Linked DNA regions of Homo sapiens: region 1 is linked to region 2. The links are chromatin loops, found by intact Hi-C in ENCODE. Cell type or tissue: GM12878. All regions are shown on one strand. Links, peaks and the distances in the headings refer to the core of each region. The heading gives the core; the rest is flanking DNA.

Evidence for each region. Hi-C counts contacts between places; a loop is a spot of excess contacts. Peaks named below come from ENCODE experiments on the same cell type or tissue, not always from the same donor. Only the 100,000 strongest peaks of a DNase experiment are listed, where the experiment ranks them.
Region 1: a loop joins it to region 2, with 4 times the contacts of the local background. A loop is called at or near these places in 10 of 110 quality-filtered maps.

Annotation. Positions count from the first base shown.
Region 1 is chr1:223,240,216-223,251,059 of GRCh38, forward strand. The region is part of intron 5 of SUSD4 (sushi domain containing 4); the gene reads right to left. Among named protein-coding and RNA genes, the nearest start is that of TLR5, 100 kb to the left of the region's middle. RefSeq lists enhancers at 2,605-3,105, 4,476-4,595. In GM12878, for the core only: a CTCF peak has its summit at 4,820; a DNase peak (open chromatin) is centred at 4,675.
Region 2 is chr1:223,184,881-223,195,724 of GRCh38, forward strand. No RefSeq gene overlaps it. Among named protein-coding and RNA genes, the nearest start is that of TLR5, 47 kb to the left of the region's middle. In GM12878, for the core only: no CTCF peak of the experiment used is centred there; DNase peaks (open chromatin) are centred at 5,441 and 5,671.

The DNA.
Region 1 (10,844 bases), core at 1,131-9,130, 55 kb after region 2:
TTTGATTTTTCTGTAATTTGAAAATGATATTTCTGGTTGCAGTTGTTTTAGTTTTTTTGTTTTCTGTTTGTTTTGCATGTATCCTGTCTGGTTTTCCGAGCTTCCTGGATCTGTGGTTTGGTGTCTGACATCAATTTGAGGAAATTCTCAGTCATTATTTTTTCACCTATTTCTTTCTTTTCTTTCTCTCTTTCTGGTATCTCCATTACACATATGTTTCACCTTTTGTAGTTGTCCCACAGTCCTCGGATATTCTGGGTTTTTTTTTCAGTCTTTGTTCTGTTTGCTTTTCAGTTTGGGAGGATTCTACTAACATTTCCTCAAGCTCAGAGATTCTTTACTCAGCCATGTCCAGTCTACTAATAAGCCCATCAAAGGCATTCTTTGTTTCCATCACAGTGTTTTTGATATCTAGCATTTCTTTTTGGCTCTTTCTTAGGATTTCCATCTTTCTGCTTACATTGCCCATTTTTTTGTGCATGCTGAATATTTCCTCCATTAGAGCCCTTAGCATATTAATCATAGTTGTTTTAAATCCACCGTTTGTGAACCCCAACATTCCTGTCATGTCTGCTTCTGATGCTTTCTCTGTATCTTCAAATTTGTGTTTTTTGCCTTTTAATATCTCTTGTAGTTTCTTCTTGATAACTGGACAAGGTGTACCAGGTAAAGGGAACTGCTGTAAGGAGGCTTTTGGTAATGTTGTGGTGCCACGCAGGGGAAGGAGAAGCACTCTGTAGCCCTAAGAGTGGGTCTCAGTCTTTTAGTGAGCCTGAGCCTCTGCACTGTGAGCTTCACAAGTGCTTCTCAGCTTTGTTTTGTTTCCCTTCACTCTCTTAGGTGGTACAGGATGGCTAGAGGGGGCAGGAGTTGGGTGCTTCCCTTCCTCCGAGTCAGTTGGGCTCTGATAATACCCCAGCAGTTTTGGCTGTGGTTAGCAAGTTTCCCTGGGGGACAGACCATGTTAAGGACGGACTGCTCCAGCATAATTCAAAATGGCTCATTCTCCTCCCCCTGCCAGAAGCACAAGGGGATTTTTATGTGAGAAAAATGTTTCCTGTGAGAACCTGGTAGAGCTTCTGGAGGCAAAACTCACAAAAGTATGGAGGCCCCCCATGACTGGGTGCCCCTAGAGCTTTTACCTCTACAGTTGGCCACACTGAGGCTGCAGCAATTCATCAATTACAGTCAGGTTCTCTTACACCTTCCCCAACCCCTGTCTTGTTTCCCTTGGTGGTTTCCACCTGTGTATCTCCACTCAGGTAAGCCGTGACTCTCTTTACTTTTCTGTCTCTCTATATTGAGAGCAGCAGTTTGCCCTGTGACCTTACTTCTCTTATGGATCCCTGAAGAGTTCTTGATTTTTCAGTCTGTTCAGTTTTTTACTCATTGTTAGGACAGATTGGTGACTTCCGAACTCCTTACACGCAGAACCAGAAACTGAAAGTCCCCCCAAAGGCTTTTCAAGGGGTTACTGAAGTTTTTAGACCAGCGATGGTTGTGGACAAGCAGTCCTCTCCGGACGGGGCCTCAGCCAATCTCTGACTTAGGAGCTAAGTGCTTGCCTGGCTGCTCTGTGTCTGAGCAGCAATCGAGAAGTGACTGCCATCCACTATCAAAGAAAGGAGTGCCTTTCAGAGTCCTGGAAATTTGTTCCTTAGTCTTCTTGGGGAAGACAATCCTACCACCTCCCCTTTACGGTGGCCTGGGAAGCTAGTAATAATTAGAGTATGTATGTATGTATGAGACAGGGTCTTGCTCTGTCACCCAGGCTGGAATGCACTGGCATGATCATGGCTCACTGCAGCCTCAACCTCCTGGGCTCAAGTGATCCTCTGACCTCAGCCTCCCAAGTAGCTGGGATTACAAGCACACATCATTATGCCCAGCTAATTTTTGTATTTTTTTGTAGAGACAGGGTTTCACCATGATGCTCAGGCTGGTCTTGAACTCCTAGGCTCAAGAGATCCACCCACCTTGGCCTCCCAAAGTGCTGGGATTACAGGCATGAACCACTGAACCCAGCCAAAATTAGACTTCTTTCTTAATATTATGCAGCATCTCAATGAACCCAGAAAAAGTAAGCATAAGGGTTTTTGCCTGCAGAGCCTCTCCAGTGTTGTGGCATTTGGGCCAGGCACTCATTTCTTGAGTGGGACAGTCTGGTGTCTGGCATGCTGTGGGGGTTTAACAACACCTCTGCCTGTCCAAGAAATAAGAGCAGCATCTCCAAGCCATTGGAACAACCCCAACTCCTCCACTGCCCCACCCTTGCCATGCTCCCAATGTCCCTGGAATCACCCCTTGGAATTTCTACTTGTCCCTCACTTTCATCCCTGGCCCAGGCCCATCCCTGTCCACGTGGCAGGATGCCTGATAGTGACTGGGAGGCAGATGAGTCAGGGTTTGAAGCCCAGCTCTGCTACTCGTTGGCTGAATAACCACAGGCATGTTAGTTACTCCCCTCACTCAGTTTCCCCATCTGTCCGATGAAGAAAATAATACCCGCTCACTAGAGCTGTTGTGAGGGCTGTATGAGCTAAGGGCCTGGGCCAGTGGCTTGCTAAGGGAGGCTCACATCAGGTACCAATATTGGTTTGTTTTCTGGGATGGGGATCCATGACTCTGGCCCTGCCACAGGGTGAAGTCGCTGGAGAGTGTGGGGAAAAGAAAGCATCTGCCAGTTGTCTGAGTCCCCAAATTCCTCACGTCCCACTTGTAGGTTAGGCAAAAGTGTCTACCCTGCTGCTTCTCTGTCTCATTAGAGATGCGACTGAAGGCAGATCCTCTCCTCATCCCATGGTGTGGTCCAATTAAGCGTGTGAGCTGGAAAAGTGTCCCCCTGGCCAGATGCTCCCCATGATGGGCAGCCGGGTGACAGTGGCCACAGGGAGCCCTGTGGCTCCAGGCTCCAGGCTCCTCCCTGGAGCACATCAGCCAGCTCTGTGGCCATTCCCACATGGAGACACCACAGGACCTTCTCAGGGAGACAGAAGCTGCCTCGCTCCAGGGAGGCCTGCGATGCACATCTGCCCCACGGGTTTAAGGAAGCAGGGCTGGGCTGCCCGCCTTGCCCTGGATGACCCTGGCTGTCTTCTTCTGGGAGATGAACTACACCATCCTTTGGAGAGATGGGGCTTCCTGGGGACACAGTCACCCAGCCTCCCTGCGCACTGGCAGGGGACTCAGAGCCACCTTCTCCCACTGAAGTCACCCTTCCATCTGTCCAGCTCTGATTTTTTTCTGCAGGTGACTCCCTGCCCCTTTTGGTGAATGCTGTTCACAGCACTGAGGGTGGGTGGCTCAGAGGGCCCCCAGGGCCAGGCAGCAAAGGCCACCTTGTGATTTGGGGGTGTCAGCCGCAGAAGCCCATGCTGTCTCCACTACCAGCATGTGGCTGGAGCATTTTCATTTGCTTACAGGCAAATAAATCTCAAACCACTTCCCGCCTGTCTTTAGGTACATCCAGGCCCCCATCGGCACTGTCTGAGCTCAGGGAAGGGCAACTAATCCTATTGCCCAAAGCACAATGAAGCTAGAAAGCAAGCCTGATGCACTAAGTGGAAAGAAAGAAAGAATTCCTCCATCGTCTCTTCCTGCTTTGCGTTATCAGCACTATGGCACCTCCTCCAGCATAGATAAGGGAGACTATTATGTTTGGACAATCTGCATTTTGGACTTTCTGAAATAAGAGCCTCTTTATTCTGTTACCTAAGTATAGTAATTATGTTCTTTCACTCATTTTAAAATTCACTTATTTAACAAATATTTTTTGGACAACCACTGATACTACCTTGGTCCCATCCTCAGATGATAAATAAGTAAACGCATAGATATTTATGTGGCTGGATAGGCCTTCTCCTCTAGCTGCTGAGAAAAACATTAATAGCACAATCTCACACACACAGGAGTTGGGATGGAGCTCTCGGGCACCACATCTCCCACCGGGGTTTGGAAGGCACCTGGACCAAAAGGAGGTAGATGTTCTTTTATGCACAGTAAGATCCAAAGCATATGCTGGTACTAGCAGGGGATTAGACAACCAGGAGTCAGAAGGTTTAAAAAACTAAAGGCCAGCCCACCTTGCTTCCTCTGCAATGGAGATGGGCCAGAGAGAACAGCTGCCATGTGCACCCTATGTGGGAGAAACTGAGGAGTCTCCAGACACAAGAGGAGGCCAGGAAAAGGGCCCGGGTCTAGGAAAGGTGAGAGGTGAGACTTCAAGGGGCCAGTGCAGCTGGGGAGCAATGGAAAAGACAAAATAAACAGGAAGAAGGAGAGTCTGTGGATGGAACAGTCTCTATCAAGAGAGGGCAGGTCACGTGGGGATGTCTCATGGTCTTGGTCCCTCAGTGTAGATAATGCAGGGACCCTGCTGAGTCTCCAACCCCACCCTGATGCTACAGATTGGATTCTACCACTGAGAACTGGTGACTAAAATCTGCTTGAGTCTTGGTGTAGGCTCAGGTGTTGTTTTCTGATACAGGGTGGTAGGGAGCTGCTCTGTCCCCGCAATCATAGGCAGGTGCCCAAAGTACCTTCAGCAGGGAATATGGGTGGTCAGAGAGGTGGAAGAAATTACTCATCAGCTAAGCAACAGACTGATTTCAAGATAAGAAACTGCTCACGTTACATCTAATCACAAATTCTCTGTGCCACACTGGAGACCAATAGGAGGTACAGAAGAGAGACTAACAGCACTGGGTGTGTGTGCAAGAATCTGCTTTAGATGAGCTGTCCAGGAAAGTCCCCTAAATAGATGACTTTTAAACTGAAATCTAGAACAGCCCTATTCACAGTGGGGTCCATAGACCACTGGTGCACCCTACTGGTGCACCAACTGTTGGCTACAAATCCATGACAAATAAATAGAGAAATCAATCTGACCTTGTCACAACATCCATGTGTTTTCAATTTCTATTTTGATAGATACTTTCAATATCTAAATTGCATTTAAATAATGCAATTTGACTACAGTTGAATCTGATAGTTAAAAATGGGACTTGTATTATGTGTTTGTCTTTTTATTTTATCTAGTATCTGTTTTTATTGTGTATTATTGGTCTGCAACGTATTAGAAAACAGTAACCAAATCACTGGTCCCTTCACTACAGAGAGATGAGAGGCCCTAATCCGATCATAAATGCATACAGGAATGCACGATGCATAAAAACTAGGAAGGACTCGGTCCAGGAAGTGCTGGAGGAGGATGTGCCTGGCAGAGAGGATGGCACATGTGAAGGTGGGCTGGAGGCAGTGAAGAGAGGCCGATGGTGGCTGAGTGTGCAGGAGACAGAGGGCTACACAGCACGAGGGATGGGAGGCAGGCGGGACACTGTGTGTGCAGCTGCATGGAACCACGGCAAGTAGTTGGGATTTTATCATAGTGTGAAGGGACACTGCAAAGAGTGGGAACTGGCATATTTCTTAAAAGCTAGCTGGGTGGAGAACAGGCTGTTAGAGAGCAGGGATAGACATGGCAGGACTGCCAGGAAGTGGCTACCATGCCTGGAGAGATGATGGCGGCCTGGACCAGGACAGTGGCAGCCAATGTGGTGGGAAGAAGAGTGACTTGAATGTTATTCCTCTGTTTCTAAATAGGGCTTGGTGATTAGGCGGCTAGGAGAAAAAGAAGGATAACTCCCAGATTTCTGACCTGGCTCGATTGTGGTACTACTGACTATGCTAGGTTTTTGTTGGGTTTATTTGTTTCATGGCAAGGGAGTGGTACAGAGCTTGGTTTTGCACTGGTCGGGTTTGAGCTTCCAGTGGGAAAGTCATCCAGGTCAGTTAGGCAGCCAGAGAAAGAGTCTGGGATAAATGCAGAACTCAGGAATCATGAGCATAGAAATAATCTTTACAGCCACGGGACTGCACGCACTCACATAAGGGGAGAGGGCAGACAGAAAAGGGAACGGGACCCAGTCCAAATGCTGAGACACCCTACAGGGACGAAAAAGATGGCAGAGGAGACTAGGGCGCATCATGGAAGCCGCGAGGGGAGACTGTCCCAAGGAAGAGGGAGCAGCTCCTCACAAGCTGAGAAGGATGGAAAAAGAAGAGTGGCCATTGGATTTGGCCAAATGGGAGTCAGTAGAGACCCTAAGAAAAGCAGCTTTGATACAGTGGCAGAGGGGAAGCCATTCTGCAGTGAGTTGGGGAGTAAAAGGGGATGGAAACCTCAGGTGACTCTTTAGAGAAGTTTGCTGCAGGGAAGCAGTAAAGCAGAGGCCGGAGGGTCCAGGGAGAGCCCCGCCCCCACCCCAGAGCTCTTGATCTTGTTAAGACGTTGGCAGGAGTGGTTCAACACAGGGTACAAGGTTGGTAATCCAGGCAGGAGGGCAGTCATTCAGGAGGAGAAAGATGTGATCTTCCACATGAGTGGAAGGAGGGGCTGGCCTCTGACAGGCGTAGGAGGGGCTGGAGGGAAGCATGAGTGCTGGACACAGGCCTCAGCAGATCGGTGGCCAGGGTGGTGGAGATGTGAGTAAGCTGCCCTCTGAAGGCTCCCCTTTTCCGAATGAAGTGTGAGGCAAGGCCACCACTCAGAGGTGGGAGGGGGGCTGAGATGAGAACTATGTATCACTTATCACAGTCCTTAACCAATTTATATGTTTCATTACATGCAAAATAATAAAATGAGGCTTAAAACCAGTGTGTGCCTTGCAACTATCCATACAAATAACTCCAGGGCATGGGGCAGGGGAAGCAGAAGAATGTAGAATATTTTAACTTACTAAATGAATATTTAGAATGTACAATGAATGAATACTAATGTAGTATTATAGAATATTTTAACCTACTAAATCCTTCTGAGCCACTGAGCCCAGGTGCTTTGACTGAGTATTTTCATTCTTACTAGTTCCAAAGGTCCATACAGCCCCCCGGGTGTTCTTCATGTAGGAAAGACTTGCTCCTTTAGTCTGTGCATTCACATCTACCCCACACAGCTCGTGGGAGAGGCTGCTGGTTGCTCACCATAACCCATGTTCCACGAGCACCCAGCTGGTCCACATTGCCCACTGTCCCTTGTTTCTCTAAGTTCTAGCCAATGGAATATGAAGAGAAATGATAACTACTACTTTCACGCTTGATCCATGAAGCCTTCCCATGCTTCTCTGGCTGCCTAGAATGGAAATGATCTCCTAGGGGACCTCAGAAGCCCACCCTGAAGCCAGCAGAGCTTCCACTGGCCCCTGAATGACTGGGTGGAGAAGAGGCACTGGCGGATCAATATTCACTCAATGCCACTAGGTGAAAATAAACTTCTATTTTGTTTGAGCCATCATCCCTTTTTGGTAACCTTCTTACAGCAGCGGTCTACCATATACAGTTGGTATAAGGAAGAAATAACAGATGTGAATCTGCTTTGTGAAACAGCAGAACATGCATGCTCCAGATGTTTGTTGCTATTATTACTGTCACACCTCTTTCTGCCATGTTAGTGCTGCATTTGAAGAGTGTAATAATGAGTTAAGCCACTGGTTCCTCAACCCTGGCTGCACAGAATCACCTGGGGAGCTTTGCCTAATTGGTCTGGAGGGGGTCCTGGGCTTGGATGGGTCTTAAAGCCCTGGGGTGATTCTAACGGGTAGACAAAGTTGAGAAGCACCGTCCCCACAGTTGCAATGGTCAGGAGACCCCCTCCATCCCCTACGTGCTAAGGATGGATGGTTTACAACATTCAGTGGAGCCAGTATGCAAATTAAATTGTCATGGTATCTGGTCTGGGTCTTCACCTTTCACCGGACTCTTGCTATATGAATTGCAGTCCATGGACTGTCCATTTTGGGATCAACTAAGTGCTTATTAGAAATTGGTACTCTCTAGCAACACCTACTCAATCAGAAACTTTATTTCAGCAAGATTCCCAGGTGATTCACATGCACAGTGCAGTTTGGGAAGTGAAGTGCTGTTCCAGATCATGAGGAAACTCTGTAGCTGAGCTCAGTAGTAAAGCTGACTCTTAATGCTACGGTCTCAAGTCTCAAGTTGGCCTTGAGGAGCGTGGAGAAGTGGCAGGAAAGCCAGTGAGCCTGTATACTGAGTGCAAAGGCATCGCATCAAGACAGCCCAGCATGTTGTCTATGTGGCTCTGAGAGGGAACAGGAAGACAGGGACTCTGCTCCCATATTGTACAGAACCACCCAACCTCTGCCTGCAGGAGTTCTGCTGAATTCTAATCATCAAAACTGCCATTGCACCAGCCATCCCCAGTCTGATCTAAATTTGGGTAATGATTCCAGGAAGTTGCACGGAACCCTCTGTACCAAAGTCCTGGCCATCTCCATGACTACGTCTGAAACTTTGCTTTTAGCTCAGGGAAAATCAATAAACATTATACAGCACATTACATTTTCCACTTGTGTTTTGTTGTAACAACACAGAAGGCCAACACATGTGTCTACTGAAGGAAGCCAATGATCATGAGGCTGGGGCTTTGCTTGTTTGTGAGCAGGATGGAGCATGGTGTTTACCTACTCAGAGATGTGCTGACAGATCAAATTTAAGATCAATAGTACCCAGCAGCGCTGAGGGAGGGGCTCTCACCTGCTTTCCATCTCTGAGTCACTACGTTAGGATGTCCCTGAAGGAATACAAAATGCATGTGATGACAACTGTGAAACTTCACTGAAAAAAAAAAATGGCTTCACATAAGAAATCTGAAGTGTGCCTAGTTTCGAAGCCACAAGGAAGCCACAGAGGAGCACACAGGTGAGGGAGCAGGTGCAAACCCGTGATTTCCTCTGACAGCAGCGGGGAATGGCTGGTGCTGAAATCAAAAGCTGACACGTGTTTCTGTGTTCTGATGAGGTTGCTTGCTTTCTTTGCATTGATAGGAGCCACAGTGGCTACACTGAGGTCAGTCTTCACCACCACAAGGTGAAAATAAATCACAAGACATCTGTGGCGTCAGAGTGTTTTGACGTCTGTGAACATTTTCCAATACATGATCCCCCTACAGTCAGGACTCCTAAAGGTAATTGGGGCATCTGAATTTTTTGTAAGGGAAGGAAATCAGGGGCACAAGATTAAAATGGAGCGTGTGTCCCACCATGTAACCCAGGAAGCCCACAGGTAAGGGAGCATTTAGAGTGGATCATTTCTGACCCTCTCTGCAATCAGCAAACCCGTCTATTATCAGAGATGACACTGAAGTTAAATGTTGCTAGTGTATCCACATACTGGACCAAAGTGCCACACAGACACACATACATTCATGTATACAATTTTCTGAGCCTCCAGTCTTCCTCCCATAAATTTTTAGGAAAATCCTTAGTGCCTTCTCATTCTTGTCTATTAGCAAGTCCTAATAGATGAGGAAATACATAATTGAGTAGTGAGTTAAGAAGAGGAGGAAGCAATTGGTCATGCTTTGTTCCTAGCTATGCTTCAGTGTATGTGTGTATGCACTTATGGGTTCTATATTATAGTTAGTTCTATAATAAGTTTATATTATCCATAGAAAATAAACAGCCACAGTTTCCACTAGCAAAGGTAATTCTAAAGTTTACATGATAGAATTTTATCAGTATTTCTTAGTGTTCTGCAAAAAACATAAAACAAAAAATGCATGCTATTCTGTGAAAGGCACCATGCTTTTCTGACATCTGAACAAATTTAAGAAACACTGGCTTAGAAGACATGGACAGTGAAAAGAGAGGAAGAAAGGGAAAAGTCAGCTAGGAGAACAGAATAGGAGAAAGTGTGAGGGTGAGAATGTGAGAAAGGACAGGCTAAGAAGACATAAGAAAATCAGTGGATTAATGAGAGACTCTAGAGAGGCAGCTTTGCACTGCCTCTAGTGCAAAGGTGCAAGAGTGCAAAGGTGCACTTTCCTGGGTTCACATCCTGGCTCAAACACTTAGTGGCCATGACCTTGGGCATTTTACTTTCTCATCTTATTTTCATTTTCATTCATTTTACTTTCATTTCTTTCTGAGCTTTGGTTTCCATCATCTGTCAACAGAAATAGTAATACCTACATTGCAGGAAATTTATAAGAATTAGAAATAATATCCGTAAATCACCAAGCACAAAGTGCCTGGCACAAAAGGAAATGCTCAATAAAAAGAGACAGTGACTATTACTAGCTACATTACAGGCCAGTGAGATGAAATGAGAGCAGTAATGACATTTCACAAGAACGTACTATGAGGCAACATATGCACATTATGTCACTCAATCCTAACAACAATTTTGCAGAGCAGGTGTTGCTATTGCCTCATTTGCAAAGATAAGGGAATTGAGGCTGAGAAAGATGAAGTTATTTGCCCAAGGTCATCTAGCAAACTAACAGCGAGCTGGGACAGGACCTTATGTGCTGCTGACTCCAAAGCTGCCATATCTTACTGAGTCATGCCATGGGGTTTTAAGTGAACACAGGAGAAAGGGAGCATAGTGCCTCCCAACAGCCAAGTGGAAGAGCAACGATTTCATTATCTGCTAAGACATGTATTATGCACAATGGGGTTAGAGTTCGGAAAAGCCTTGAGGCCTCCAGAGCTAGAGGAAAAGAGAGCTGGAGGAACCCTGACAGATACAGGGAAGCCTCTGTTTGGCTCAGCTGGCATAAGCAGGGTGCGGTGTACCGGGCTAGAGGCAAGGTTAGCTCAGGAAGGGGCTGTGGGCAGGCCAAAGGATGCTGGCCAACTGGGGTTTGGGAAGATTCGAAGACAGCCCTTTAAACCTGGGAGCAAGAGCTAGAGGGAAGATGGAAGGGAGTTTGCTTCTTCCAAAGCTAAGGCAGGGAGAGCATGTGCAGTGGATCGAATTGGGTATCCCCCAGATTCTTACACTGAAATCCTGGTACCTGTGAATGTGGGCCTATTTGGAAATAGGGT
Region 2 (10,844 bases), core at 1,761-9,760:
AAATAAACCTCAGCAAATTAATTTTTTTGTTAGGTTTTTTTTTTTTTCCACAGATAGGGTCTTGCTATGTTTACCAGGCTGGAGTGCAGTGACCATTGACAGGCGTGATCACAGCACACTATAACCTCAAACTCCTGGGCTCAAGGATCCCGAGTAGCTGGGACTACAGGTGTGTGCCACTGCACCTGACCTACAGCCAATTAAAAAGAAATTAATATCACACACAGTGTGATCTCTGACCACAACGAAATCAAAGTAGAAATCAAGAACAGAAAGATAAGAGGAAGATTTCCAAATACTTGAAAACGAAATGACATATTTCTAAATAATCCATGCATCAAAGAGGAAATCTCAAGGGAAATAAAAAAATACATTAAACTGAATGAAAATGAAAATACAACAAATCAATTGTGGGACACATCTAAGCAGTGCTGAGAGGAAAATTTATAGCACTAAGTGCACACATTAGAAAAGAGGAAAAGTCTCATATCAATAATTTAAGCCCCACCTCAAGAACCTAGGAAAAGAAAAGCAAAATAATCCCAAAAGAAGCAGAAGTAAAGAAATAATAAAGATAAGAGTATTCTGGGCACAATGGCTTACACCTGTCATCCCAGCAGTTTGGTAGGCTGAGGCTGGAGGATCACTTGAGGCCAGGAGTTTGAGATGAGCCTGGGCAACACAGGGACACCCTGTCTCTACTAAAAATTAAAAACAAAAAAAATTAGCCAGGTGTGGTGGTGCACATCTGTAGTCCCAGCTACTTAGGAGGCTGAGGCAGGAAGATCACTAGAACCCAGAAGTTCAAGGTTACAGTGAGCTATGATCACACCACTGCACTCTAGCCTAGGTGACAGAGTGGGACCTTGATTCTAAAAAAATAAAAATAAATAATAGCAGAAATTAATAAAATTGAAAACATAAAATAATCAAGATTGTTTTGGTCTTGGTGGAGGGAGAGTCATACAGAACAGAACAGAGAAGCCAAAAATAGACCCACACAAATGTGACAACTGATTTGCAGCAAAGGTTCAAAAGTAATTCAGTGGAGGAAAGACAGCCTTTCAACAAATGGTGCTGGAGCTATTGGACATCCATAGGCAAAATACATGCACTTCAACCTAATTCTCATACCTCATACAAAAATTAACATAAAATGGATCACAGACTTAAATGTAAAATTATAAAACAGAAAAAAAAACATAGAGAAAATCTTTGGGCTCTAGGGCTAGTCAAGCAGTTAGACCTAACATGAAAAGCATGATCCATAAAAGGAAAAACTGATAAATTGGATTTCATCAAGACTGGAAACTTTTGCTCTATGAAAGACCCATTAAGATCATAAAAAGACAAGCTAGAGAGTAAGAGAAAATAGTTGCAAACCACACGTCCAACAAAAGGCTAGCATCTAGAATATATAAAGAACTCTCAAAACTTAACAATAAAAAGCGAACGATTCAATTAGAACGTGGGTGTAGTAGGCTACATCGCGGCCTGAAAGCTATTCAGGTACTAACCCATGGGATCTGTCAATGTTACCTTATATAGCAGAATAAACTTTTCATATGCAACTCAGTTAATGATCTTGAGATGCAGAGATTATCTTGGATTATCCAGGTGGCCCCTAAATGTAATCCTAAGTGTTCTAATAAAACAAAGGAAGAGGGAGATTTGATTCAGAAGGCAGAAAGCGATGTGATGCTGAAAGCACAGAGAAGTTGGAGGATGCTTTGATGGCAGTAAGAAAGATGGAGGAAGGGGGCTACAGGCCAAGGAACGCAGCTCTAGAGGCTGGAAAAAAGAGGTGGATTCTCCCCTAGAGTCTCTAGAGGGAGTGCAGCCCTGGTGACAACTTGGTTTGAGCCCAGTGAAGCTGTCTTTGGACTCTAGCGTCAAGAACTATAAGAGAATGAATATGTGTGTGTTCATTTCTTTTGTGTTTTGAAACAGGGTCTTGCTCTGTCATCCAAGCTGGAGTGCAGTGGTACAATCACGGCTCACTGCAACCTGGACCTCCAGTGCTCAAGCAATTCTCCCACCTAAGCCTCCTGAGTAGCCAGGACTACAGGTGTGTGCCACCACGCCCAGCTAATTTTCTTTTATTTATTTATTTATTTATTTATTTATTTATTTATTTATAGATAGGGACTCACTATGTTGCCCAGGCTGGTCTCAAACTCCTGGGCACAAGTGGTCCTCTGTCCTTGATTGGCCTCCCAAAGAGTTGAGATTATAGGCATGAGCCATCATGCCAGGCCAGACGTGTGTTGTTTTTAAGCTACCAAGTTCACAGAAATTTGCTACTGCAGCAATGGGAAACTAATAGAACGGGAAAGAGACACAGAGATGTTTTACTGAAGAAGGTATACAGACAGAAATAAGCCCATGAAAATATGTACACTTTCTTTTTCTTTTCTTTTCTTTTTTTTTTTTTTTTGAGATGGAGATTCACTCTTGTTGCCCAGGCTGAAGTGCATGATCTCAGCTCACTGCAACCTCTGCCTCTCAGGCTCAAGCGATTCGCCTGTCTCAGCATCCCAGGTAGCTGGGATTACAGGCATGTGCCACCATGCCCGGCTAATTTTGTATTTTTAGTGGACACGGGGTTTCTCCATGTTGGTCAGTCTGGTCTTGAACTCCAGACCTCAGGTGATCCGCCCACGTTAGCCTCCCAAAGCACTGGGATTACAGACATGAGCCACCGTGCCTGGCCAAAAACATGTACATTTTCATTAGCCATTAGGGAAATGAAAAATAAAAACCACAATGGGATCTCACCACACACCCATCAGCATGGCTAAAATAAAAAGTAGTGACAGCATCAAATGCCAGTTAGAATGTAGAGAAACCAGATCACTCACACATTGCTGGTGGGAATGTAATGGTGCAGCCATTCTAGAAAACTTCGGGAGTTTCTTTAAAAAACTAAACGTGCAACTACCATATCATCCAGAAATTGCACCCTGGGACATTTGTCCTAGAGAAATGAAGACTTATCTTATGTTCCTACAAAAACCTGCACATGAATATTTACAGCAACTTCATTCGTAATAGCCCAAGAACTGGAAACAACCCCCGTGTCCTTCAACAAGTCGGTAAATGATTAAGCAGACTGGTTCATCCATACCATGAAATACTACTCAGCCATGAGAAGAAACAGCCTTGATACACAAAGCAACCTGGATAAATCTCCAGAGAATTATCCGGAGTGGAAAAAGCCAATCCCCAAAGGCTGCTACACAGTCCGTGACTGCATTAGTTTAACATTCTTAACATGACAAAATTATAGAGATGGAGAACAGGTTGGTGGTTGGCAGGAGTTAAGGAGGAGGAGAGGGCATTGACAAGGGAAGGAAATGGGTATGTCTATAAAAAGGCAACTTGAGGACCCCTTGTGATGATGGAAATGTTCTGTTTCTTAGCTGTATCAATGCCAGGGTCTTGGCTGTGATACCGTACTGCAGTTTTGCAAGATGTTACTATCGGGGGAAATTAGGTAAAGTGTTCATGGGATCTCTGCATTATTTCTTACAACTGCATATGAATCCACGATGATCTCAAAATAAGAAGTTTAAAACCACAAATGTGGGGAGGAGAGAGGCAGAAGTGTTTGAAAAGGCTAGAAATTATCAAACAACAATTTTAAAGTTCTATTCATAAACAAAGTAGAACTATTTGATTTCCCATTGTAAATAGAAAATGTGATTTTACATGCCCAGTACAACATATATGCTTAATAAATATTTGTTGGAAAGATGGTGGTGGGGGTGGATGGATGGAAAGCGAATAGCTGCAAATCCTGTCAGCAGGCAGTGTAGGGGCAGAGAGAGGATGAAGGAAAAAGAAAAGACAAAGAGATAAAGAAGGAGGAGGAAGGGGGAAAAAGAGCAGAAGAAGAGAAATAAGAAGAGAGAAAGGAGGAAATGAAGGGGAAAAGGAGGAAGAGGAAGAAGGGGAGGAAGGGGGAGGAAGAGGAAGAGAAAGAGAAGTCAGGGGAGATGAGAAGCATGGTGCTTTGTGGCATATTGACGGTGGGCAAGGCTGTGGATTTTTCTGAGCAGCCTTGGTGTGGAGAAAAGACCTCCCAGGGTGCATGGCGCCCGCAGACACCCTGGCTAGGCTGCCCCTTGTTGGGTGGAACTGCTCCCTCCCTCTTTGCTGGGCACCTACTTTGTCCCCTGGTGGGTGGCTCCTGTATGGGTGAGGTATTCCAGCTCTCTGGGCCCTTTCCTTCTCACCCTGTATCGGCACAGCTCCAGCACCAGGTCATGGTCACAGACAGTCAGAATGTGCTGATGGAATTTTCCTGTTGATTTAAGCTAGTGAGACCTTGCTTGTCCTGGAAAAACTGGACATGAGAGAGGTAGGGGGAACAGGAATTGCTTTCCAAGAATCTCCCTCATATGGGGTGCTCTGAAGGCCTCTTTTGTCATCTCCTTCTCCTTGGGAAGGGGTTCCTGGAAAGGTGCTGGTGCAGGAGGGCACTGGTGCAGGTAGCAGCTGGTGCAGGTGGGCGCTGGTGCAGGTGGGAGCTGGTGCAGGTAGGGGCTGGTGCAGGTGGGGGCTGGTGCAGGTGGGAGCTGGTGCAGGTGAGGGCTGGTGCAGGTGGGGGCTAATGCAGGTGGGGGCTGGTGCAGATGGGGGCTGGTGCAGGTGGGCGCTGGTGCAAGTGGGGGCTGGTACATGTGGGGGCTGGTGCAGGTGGGAGCTGGTGCAGGTGGGGGCTGGTGCAGATGGGGTCTAGTGCATGTGGGGGCTGGTGCAGGTGGGGGCTGGTGCAGGTGGAGGCTGGTGCAGCTGGGGGCCGGTGTAGGCAGATGCTGGTGCAGGTGGAGGCTGATACAGGTGGGCACTGGGGAAGTTAGGGGCTGGTGCAGGTGGGGGCTGGTGCAGGTGGACCTGCCAATTGGGACTAGGTGTCAGCCACAGCCAGGCGAGGGGGAAGGGAAGGAGCTGTCCTGGCTGGGGGCTTGGGGCACCAATTTGCAGGTGAGTGAGAAACCCCAAGACCAAACGTTTGATTGCGTGCATCACCTTTGTGTCACCTTTCAGTGCTGGACTTGTGTTCCCTGGAGACAGGGCCATGATCTTCTCTCCCATGTGTCAAATCAGACAATGGACACTGAAACACTGCGCTGGGGCCTCAGGAGGAGGATGAGGAACAGGATAGGGGGACACCCACCTCTCTCTGCCCAGGACGACTCAGGGGTGTGCCTCCTAGCAGCTGTGAAAACACTAAAGGATTTACAACATTCCCGCTTATGTGGGATTTGGATTCATTTCCACAGCTCTACCTATGAGTAAGAGAATCTATTCAGCAACATGACATCACGGAATGGCAAGAGTGACAGCTGCAGAGGTGCCAGATGTTGTCCCATCTCTGTCTCACTGTGCTCTGGCCTTCTCTGGCCTCTCCTTTCTAACCCACCAACCCTGTCTGGCTGGGATATAGGCCTGGTTCATAAGTCCCCTCTGCTATACTCCACCTTTGCCTCAGGTCTCTCATCCCTTTGCCTTCTGCCCGCCACCCACCTGGATTGGAAGCCCACCGTGGGGGTTGTCTCTTGGCTGCTGAGCGCTCAGCAGGGCCCCTGTGGTCAGCAAATGGGTGATGTGGGAGTGCAGATGACACACCCTGGTTGGGTTCTTTCCGTGAGAAAGTGGCATTGGGTATTTCTAAAATGACTGTGGTTTTCTTAAATTTTCTAACCACAAAAATGTTATGAGTTTCTCACCGTGGCAGATCAAATAGAAATATGATTCATGCTTCACAATTTGTGTAGCCAATATCATAGATATTTGGTAGTTCTATTATGTATCTGACAGGTACATATATTTTTTTCCTCTAAGAGATTGTTCTGTGTGAATAGATAGAAACTACTTAAATACAGTAAAGTCTATTTATTACAGACCAAGAGCAAACAGTTTACTAAATGGAAAAATGCTGAAGTCATTTCTATTAATTCAAGATCAAGACAGAGTGCCCATTGTCATCACTATTGATCTACACAGCATTGGTGGGTTTAACTAATAACAATAAGATGAAAATGAATTGATTGGAATAAGCATTGGAAATGAAGACAGAAATGTCTTTATTTGCAGATGATTGAGAGTATACCTAGACAACCTATAGATCCTAATAAAATAATATTAAAATTAGTAAGAGAATTTAGTAAGGTAGATAGGTAGATAAATATATAAATATAAAGCTTTGGTTTATGGTAACAATAAACATTTGAGAAGGGAAATGAAAAAAAATAGCCTATTCATAATAACAGCAGGCACTCACTATACAATTCCTAAGGATGCATTTAACAAGAAAAGGTAAACTATTTACAGAAGTAAAATGATACAATCGTATTGAAGGACATTTTAAAAAAAACCCTCAGCAAATGGATATGTACAAGCCATGCTTCTGTATGGAAAGATGTAACATCAAAAAATACCAGTTCTTAAAAAACTAATGTATTAAATTTAAGACATTACTATATAAATTTAATGCAATTGCAGTTAGAATTTTACTTCTAAGAACCGGATAAAGTAATTTTAGATTCTATGTAGATAAAATAATTGTAAAGTAAATGTAAAATAACTATACATTTCAAATGTTCAGAGAAAAATAGTGAAGAAAATGCGAATGCATGGGGACCAGTTCTAGTATAGACAATAAAACTCAGACTCAAGCAACCAATACCAAAACAGTATGTTGCTGGCACCGGATCTGGCCAATGTATTAAGGAAACAGACCTGAGAGCCCAGAAATAGATGAGTAGAGAAATCTAAAATATGATGATGGCATTTTCAGTCAGAGAGAAAGGGTGGTTCCAGCAATTGTTCAGGTACAACTGTTTATCCAACTTTAAGAAAAACAAACAGAGATTCTACTTTAACCATATGTAGAAACAAATTCTAGGTGATTTAAAGATTTACTTGTCAAAATAAGACATTAACATATTAGGACAGAATTTAGGGGTCTATTTATATAATCATAGAGGGAGGGAGCACTCTTTCCTTCCCTTCCCTTCCCTTCCCTTCCCTTCCCTTCCCTCCCTCCCTCCCTCTCTCTTTCTCTCTTTCTCTCTTTCCTTCTCTCTCTCTCTTTCTTTCCTTCTTTCTTTCTTTCTTTCTTTCTTTCTTTCTTTCTTTCTTTCTCTCTTTCTTTCTTTCCTTCTTTCTTTTTTTTTTTTTTAAATAGAGTTTTGCTCTTGTTGCCCAGACTGGAGTACAATGGTGTGATCTCAGCTCAACGCAACCTCCACCTCCTGGGTTCAAGTGATTCTCGTGCCTCAGCCTCCTGAGTAGCTTGGATTACAGGCCTCTGCCACCACACCTGGCTAATTTTGTATTTTTAGTAGAGGTGGGGTTTCTCCATGTTGGTCAGGCTGGTCTTGAACTCCCGACCTCAAGTGATCTGCCTACCTCAAACTCCCAAAGTGCTGGGATTACAGGCGTGAGCCACCGCGCCCAGCCAGAAGGAGCACTTTCTAAACAAGCTAGAAATCCCAGAAGCCATCAACAAAGGGGGAGATATATGTTGACTACATGAAAATTAAACATTTTATAAGAGAAGGATCCATGAGCAAAATCAAAGAGCAAACAACAGACTAGGAAATGTATTTCCAACACACAATCAATCTCTTAAACCATTGAAAAACTATGAATTAATTATACTTTTAAAAGATAAATTTAAATTGTAGCAAGAAAATGCTAAAGGACTATGAGCTGCTAATTTGCAGAAGAAGCAATCCAAGCACCCAGAAAACACATGAAAGGAGACTCAGAGAACAGAAATTCAACAAATGAGGCAACAGGGCCACCTAAGGTTTTAGGGTGACCAACTTGTCCTTGTTTGCCCAGGAGTCTCCTAGTTTTGAAACTCCTTAGTCCTGGGCAAACTGAGATGGTTGCCCTTGACAGAAGAAAGAAAAGCCTGAATCAGGTATTTGAACTTTGAATGGACCAAGAGTGTACTCAATGAGATTGAGTTAACCCCAAAAGACTTAAACCCCAGAAAGAGACTAAGTGGACTTCAATGAGCAGCTTTGTGTTTTCTTACCATTAAGGGATTAGGGGCTCCAGGATGAGGTGGCAGCAATTCTAGGCAGTAAAGAAAGTTACTGACATGGCTGGAAAGTTTGTATACAAAGGTGGTTTAGGGTCATGTGGGGGCTGAAACCTAGCTCATGCTCTGCTTGTCGAGCTGTGTGTCCTGGTGTGGGGCTGAGCCCGTCTGGACCAAGGGATGCCCTTGACTCTGCACACAGGTGTGCATGGGTTAGAGGGACCCTAGTGATGGCCGTCCTGTCATCTGGGCTTGGTAGAGCCCAGGCCCAAAGCATGGTGACACTCAGAGGACACACTCCTGCATGGTCCAAGGCAGTGTTTCAGGGAAGAATCTGTCTGGGTGGAGGCCTGGTGGGCTGGAGGGCTTGGAGGTGTCTGTGAGGTTGCCCTGCAGGCCCTGACCTCTCAGAGATTGTACTGAGGGAGTGCCAGTCCTCCTGGTTGTCTGACTGGCTGTGCCCCCACTGCCACCCTCTCAGCCTACAGCCTCTTGCTCTTCACTCAGCCAGCTCCACAGGAACCTTTTTACATTCTGAGCTCAGCAGTTCTTCTTCCCCACAGCCAGGCCCCTGGCCCCCTCCTCCCTGTAGCCTTCCTTGCCTGGGCTCTGAGAACCTGCCCTGACTGCAGACTGGGGTCTTTGTTAATCTAGATGAGGGCCCGGGGGCTGAGCTTCAGGTCTCAGAATGTGCTTTCTAAGGTGGCCACCTTGAGACCTCCCATCCCATAAGCTCTTCTTACAATGTGTTGTTGACTTTCCTCCCATTGAGAGGTGGGGGTGCCTTTGAATTTGGGAGGGACTATGTCATACAACTATGACAAAAGTGACTGTCTTCATCTGTTTTCTATTGTTATAACAGAATAACACAGACTTGGTGATTTTTTTTTTTTTTGAGACAGGGTCTTGCTCTGTTGCCCAGACTGGAGTGCAGTGGTTTGATCTCGACTCACTGCAACCTCCATCTCCTGGGTTCAAGTGATCCTCCCACTTTAGCCTCTGGAGTCACTGGGACTACTATGTGCACAACACCACACCCAGCTAATTTCTGTATTTTTTGTAGAGATGGGGTTTCACCGTGTTGTCCAGGCTGTTCTCAAACTCCTGGGCTCAAGTGATGCACCCACCTCAGCATCCCAAAGTGCTAGGATTACAGACATGAGCCACCACTGTGCCCACCCCAGACTGGGTGATTTATAAAGAAAATAAGGGGTTTTTTTGGGCTCATGGAGGCTGGGAAACCCAAGAGCATGGCACTGGCATCTGGTGAGGGCTTTCTTGCTGCAGCATCTCGTGGTGGAAGGACAAGTGAACATGACAGACAGAGAATGGAGGCTAAACTTAAGCTTTTTATCAGGAGTCTACTCCCATGATAACTAACCTGCTCCCACAATAATGGCCTGAATGCATTCATTAGAATGGTGTCCCTGTGACTTACTCACCTCTTAAAGGCTCCGTATCTTAATACTGTTACAGTGTCAATTAAATCTCAACATGAGCTTAGTAGAGGTCAAACATTCAAACTCCAGCAGTGACATTATGTGAGGCTCATTCCTAAAAGGCAATACAGCTTCTGCCTGGTTCTCTTGGGACACCTGCTCTTGGAATCCAGCTACCATGCTGTGAGGAAGCCCAAGCCTCCTGGAGAGGCCATGTGTGGCTCTTCTGACTGAGCTGACAACCAGATTGGTTATGGAAACTTCTGAGATGGCTCCAGCCCCAATTAACCTCGATTGTGTAAGAAACATCTAGCTGAACCCATTCAACCGCCAGAACTGTGAGAGGTGATAATAAAAATATTGCTCATGTTTTAAGCCACCGTGTTTTGGGATGATTTGTAAACAGCAATAGATAATTGGTGCCACAATTCTGGCAGCAGAGCACTAAGACCAAAACCCTGTTATAAGCTTCTGCTCTGATCATTTAACCCCTACCACTTTCCTGGGTGATCAGCCATTTGTTCAACTTGCATTGGGTGAGCATTCGCCTCATGCCAGGCTCTGTGTCACACTGAGGGCCCAGTGAGGGGTGAACAAACAGACTTGGTGCTGGCATTCAGAGAAGGGACATCTGTTACTCGGGAGACCCTCATTCCCCTTATCTCATGAAGTGAAGGGGATCTGGTCCCACCTGGCTTCTTCCCTCTTCCTTTCCCTGCAGCCAGGCTGGGCCTGGAGTGTCCTAGCACATGTCACTCTAGTGACTGAATTCTGGACATTATTATTGGCTTCCTGTGAGAACCGAAGCAGGGGCCCTTGAGGGATAAGATCAGATGAACAGGTTTAAACCAAAAGGGAGACAAAGCCACCCCAAACTGAGAGGCAGGATGGAGTACAGGGAGACGTCCAGAAAGCAGGGACCTAATCTAGGATGGGGAGATTTGAAAGACAGGAAGGAGGGTCTGTGCTGGTGGTTGGCATTGTTGGGGCGCCAAGGGGGTCACTCAGGGTGGTGTCTCTCATGTGGCCTTTGGTTCTTTCTCCAGAGAAGCACTCAGGCGAGGAGGCTGGGTCATGTTTCAGGGTTGTTAAAAATACAGCAGTAACTCACTGAGTGCCGCCTTCTATGGGGTTGGCCTGGGGAGCTGTAAAGTATAAAGGGAAACCTCTTCCCCAGGTGCAAGGACCTGCTGCTGGCAGTTGATGGAGCAACTGTGGGAGTGGTGATTGGCTGCTTTGAGGAGGCCCAAGAAGTGAGCTGCCACCTCACAACTCCAGGGGCTGGGCAAGGATGAGAGAGTCTCAGATTCATTGCTGGGGCTTGGAGTCTAAGGGGCATGGAG